Linked DNA regions of Mus musculus: region 2 is linked to region 1. A link is a loop called in an ENCODE intact Hi-C map of the cell type or tissue named here. Cell type or tissue: left cerebral cortex. All regions are shown on one strand.

Region 1 (2,500 bases):
ACCCATTTCGTACCACTTCATTAATTTGTAGTCTCTGACCTCAAGGGATGCACAGTCCTGGTTGGGGGTGGGGGTGGAGGCAGACAGAACCTAAGATGTGAGCCAACCATTATCCAGAGGTGAGAGAAGAAACTCAGCTGAGTCTCAATGAGTGGCAAAGCTTACTAGAAATGACCTCTAAGTTGTTTTCAAGGACAAATGAAAGTTTGGGGGTGGGGCCGAGGCAAAGAAATTGGAAGGGGTTTCCAGGCAAAGGGTCTGAGATAAGGGGAGACATAGGTCAACGAGTGATAGACACACAGTGACATTTTCCCTCTTTTCTCTCACTCCCAGCCCTACCTGGCTTCACACCCTCACAGCCTCCTGCTTCTATGGATCCCACGTGCTCTTACATGGTCTGTCAGCAGTCTCTTCTTGTCTGGCTGCTCAGAGTAGCCCCAGCCCTGCATTACACCCCCCCTGCACTTTAACAGGATCCTGCCACAGTGCCTCTGCACCTCAGAGTCTGAGGAGTGCTTCATTATTGCACCAATGTTAGAGGGAAGGCCGGTAACCTTCCCGGCCCTGTGGCCCTTTTAATAGTAAATTTCATGAGCTGTGAATTTGCAAAAAGGCATGTTCTCTGCCCTGACACTTTGAGCTATCTTCTCATACAGCTCTTCTTGACAGCATGTCTTAGGGAGCTAATTAGGCTATGGTGTGGGGCTGGTTCTTTGACTCATTTCTACTGAGCACCTAAGAGCAGAATCTCCCCCCAGCACTCTGTAACCTAGTATAGGGTCGAAGGGTCGAAGGCTTACCATGAACAACCAGCTAAAGGTTTCAAGCCTCACTTTGCTCCTGGCTAAGAAGAAGGATGGGGGAGGGGCATCCCTGAGCTTCAGTGTTCTCATTACAAAATGAGATTGAAGGTCCATTGTTAAGGATTAGAGACCATAGGTGTGCTACATGTGACAGGTGTGCTATGGGGACAAAGCCAGAATTATACAGTAGGCACTACTTAAGAAATGACATAGAACCACCCTGATGGTGCAGAAAAGGGGTGGCATATGTGAAGGGATCAGAGCAGACTGTATTCAGACAGAGCTAGCACTGGAAAAGGCGGCTGAGCACTAAACAGAAAACTGTACACAGAGCTTTGTAGGCAAAGGAAGTTAAATACATAAACAAATTCTCATAGACAAGCTTGCATATGGCATATTTGGGAGACCAAGCACTCATCTGTCCCCCCTACACACACACACACACACACACACACACACACACACACACAAACACACCCCTACACCGCCATCCAGTTTGTGAATTTGGGGGGGAGGGTAGGGTGGGAACATTCTTTTTAAAAAAAAAAACAGAGCTCTCAAAAACATTTTTTTTTTTTTACATTGACTAGGTTGCCTTTGCTGTAAAGATGAAAATGATGGGAAATAAATTTTTCCAGAAGATCTGGTCCATATGCTGCTGCCCGCCATGGCTGGAGTCTCGGATTCAACCATTGTGTTGGCTGCCTGCTGCCCAGACTGAGTGGGGTGAACTCAGGACAGAGCCTTGCTTTGGCATGAATACCTCTGCCTTCTCTTGCTGACACATTCCCTCCACCACTCAAGAATGCACAGAGCCCTTGCCAGGTTGAGAATGCCTGACTGTGACAGCAGCGTTTGCAAAGTAAAGAGCCTATTTATGAAGATAATGGCAGTGCCCAGACCAGGCCCACCGTGGGAGAATCTTGGCTCGTAATTAGCAAGAACAGTGCATTTTAATGAGGATGCCTGGTAGGCAGTCGGCTCCTGCCTGGACTGCCAACAAATCTGGGCCAGAGGGAGTGTTGGCAGTGAGGACAAGGAGCAGGTGAGGGGAACAACATAGAAGAAAATGTGCTCATCTTTCGGAAACTTGAAAGCTTTAGGATGGTTTCATTTCCCCATTACCCTGGCTGTCGTCCCTTGGGCTGTTTCTCTGGAAGCAAACAGCTTGGAGAAGATATATCAGATCTGGTAACTAGCAATCCCAAACATTGCTGGAGTGAACAGCAAAGGCCTAGGGGCCTTGGGGTGGAGGCTCAGAAATGTGGGCATTTTATTTTTCCTGAAAGGCAATTAGGCCATTGCTATGAAGCCTGTGGAGAAACTGGAATCTCAAAGCTTTCTGAAGAGAACAGCTATGGCTTTTGAAGCTGTGAGCCCTGGTGGAGGTGATCATTATTACCAAGGTTAGCTTAAGTCAGAGCCTTTGAGCTTTGTTGCTGGAGGCTGACAGACTACCGCTGAGGGGTATGACCTAAGGAAAATGGGACTTCTCAGCCTCTCTGTTGTTTCAGAGTTCTGGCTCAGGGAGAATGGGCTTCCCATTGAACAGGGTGAATGTTCATGCATAGGTGATTATAGCAATTCCAAGATAGGTGAAGGGACTGTGATATGCCGAATCCTGGGTACCACGAGCGTCTTAGTCAGTGTTCTATTACTGTAAAGAGACACCATGACCATGGCAGCTCTTACAAAAG
Region 2 (2,500 bases), 57 kb before region 1:
TCTTTAGCATCTTTAATGTCATTCATTATTTATGTAGTATGGAAACAAACTACTGGCTTAGGATAGGAGTGCCATGAGATTACACAAGTAACCTATAACAGCTTCCCACATTTGGTAAGACCCACCTGTCTGATGCTCCCACCAATGTATTCTAAAAGTTCTTGATTTATAACTTTCTTTGTTCTGTTGCAATAGGAATTTGATAAAACTGTTACCACATCGGGGCACAGTATTTGTGGCAACATGAATCTGTGTTCTTGGACTGTAGTCACTTACATTTAGGTCCAAAATAAGTTCTTTCTTATTCTCTTTGAGGTGGGAGCTAGGAAAGACAACTTCATGTGGTTTGGAAGTGTTCCTTCTTCCTCTTGTCTTCTTTCCCAATCACTCAGTCTTGAAGCCATCAATTAGGACCATGGCAGAAAGACAACAGTGTTAGTAAGAGCCTGGTGTGGGAACCAGAGCCCCCAACATACTGATCAGAGCTTTGGGCTTCATGTTCCATCCCCAGATAAATAAGGATCTTTAAGATACACTTACCTGAAATTTAAAGGAAATGAGTAAGACAGAGTTAGGGATACTGCTTCCACCATGACATCAAAGGATGCCCTCTCTGAGGCTGTAATGTTGAACCTGATTCTTGGGAGGAACAGAGAGGCTCCGTGAGGTGAGGTGGAGACAATTAGAGTGTATCCAGGTCAGGGTTTTGGCATGTTTGAAAAAGATGCTGCCCTGCCATGAGCTCTTCTGGAGCTGGTAAGTTACAGAAATGGGAGGGAGACATTTATAAGGACAAAGATAAGATCAGAAGGTGCACGATAGGTTCAGGCTGCCTGGGATGTAGAACAGTGCATGTAAGACCTGTGTGTGAGGGGAGAAACAGTGCCAGCACAGCTTGATGCTGGCACTACACTGTGGGAGAGGCACAATGCCAGTATCAGTTCATAGTCAAAGCATGTGGTCTGAGCATGGTTCCTGTGTAATCATGGGTGGCTAACCTGCCGCTCCAAGTCTTTGTCTCTGCTTGTCAAAGGAAGAGCGAAATTTTCTATTGTCTATATGAATAAATAATTACAGAGAGTTATTATACAGCTTTGTTTAAAGGTTAGGTCAAGAACACAAGTTTATTCTTGGGGGATAGTCTCTGAAATGTGTTCTTTCCAGTGGGTTTTTCTCCCTCTCTTTTTTGGGGGTCGTATCGGGGGTAGGTTTGGTACTGTTCCTGGCTGAAGCAGAGCAGTTTCTAGGATGAGACTGTAGGTGGCGCAGTTAGACTTTTCTCAGGTTGCAGCCATAAAAGCAAGCGCGTCCACATTTCATGTCTAGACAGAGGACGTGAATGGAATCATAAAACCTTCAGACTGGAGGGTTCCGGAAAGGTCATCTACTCCCTCTCTTGTCTTTAGAAAACCCGACTCCTAAATCAGCTCTCTGCTGCGATCCTTTCAAAGGCTGTTAAAGCTCCCCTGTTCCATGCTTGGCTCATTGACAACAGGCAAACCCACAGAACAACAAATCCCCAAATAAAATCCAACATGCATGTGTGCGCACATTTCGTGGGGACAAGATTGCACCAGTGGGGCTGTAGGACACCAGAATGGCTTTCTCCATAGTCATGGTTGAGTGAAGGATGTCTTTGCTTGGCAAGGAAAATTCTGTTTATCTGAGATGGAGTCTTCCCGATGAGCTCTGGGCAGAGGCAGGGAACATGGACTCCACCGGGCAAGTAACATTCTAAACAGCAGGATTAAGAGCCAGGAGTGAGAGATTAAGAAAATGTCTTCAAGAGCTTCAGAGAGACCCAGGAGGTTTGCAGAAAAACTGGTCTCAATTCTAGAAGGTTAAATGTCTCCATATCTAATTTTGATTTTCCAATACAAATTAACTTACTTTGCTCTTTCTTTCCTTGTGGCTCTAGGGACAGAACCCAGGGACTCACATATGTTAGGCAAGTGCTAAATCTAAGAATTAATGATGCCATATTTAGAAATACAGTAAACATCTTTTTGGATGACGGGAAACTCTTTTCATGATCACCTATCAACCTTAATTCAGGCTTTAGAGTATGCATGTGGCTTCCCAGGAAACCTGAAGGAAAACAAAATATCTAGGAGTTGCCTGAATCAGATGGTAGATATGTGATTTGGTTTGTTTGCTCGTTTGGTTGGTTGGTTGGTTAATTGCTCATCCTGAGTCTTACTGCAGTGTCTCAGCACAGCTGTCTTTGTGAGTTGCAGCTTCTTCCTCCAGGATCTTATAAATTTGCCTAACAGCAGTGAAGGAACAGGTCAGTTTGGAAACAATAGTTAATTAGCAGATAGGAGAGCCCAGGTCCACCCCCACACAGGTCTCAAACACTTAAGCCAGGATAAGAGACTGTCAGTTAGATTCATTCTTTAGCTGAAATCATTTTGCCAACCTAAATATTTATCAAGTGCTGAGCTAGAAGATGGAATCAAGCAGTAAAGACTACATTAAAAGCATATTCAATATTTTAGTA

The links. A loop is a pair of places that touch in the nucleus more often than their neighbours do. Peaks named below come from ENCODE experiments on the same cell type or tissue, not always from the same donor. Only the 100,000 strongest peaks of a DNase experiment are listed, where the experiment ranks them.
Region 2: it touches region 1 in a loop (2.2-fold over the local background); 2 of 42 quality-filtered maps call a loop at or near these places.

Annotation. Positions count from the first base shown.
Region 1 is chr9:42,182,828-42,185,327 of GRCm38, reverse strand. 4930546K05Rik (RIKEN cDNA 4930546K05 gene) reads left to right here. Exons shown (of 7, transcript NR_040754.1): 7 at 1,394-2,500. Among named protein-coding and RNA genes, the nearest start is that of Gm36390, 7.8 kb to the left of the region's middle. In left cerebral cortex, no CTCF peak of the experiment used is centred here; DNase peaks (open chromatin) are centred at 878, 1,092 and 1,690; H3K27ac peaks cover 1,242 bases.
Region 2 is chr9:42,239,677-42,242,176 of GRCm38, reverse strand. Gm40515 (a long non-coding RNA gene) reads left to right here and starts at 549. Exons shown (of 2, transcript XR_870673.1): 1 at 549-756. In left cerebral cortex, CTCF peaks have their summits at 1,054 and 1,257; a DNase peak (open chromatin) is centred at 1,299; H3K27ac peaks cover 296 bases.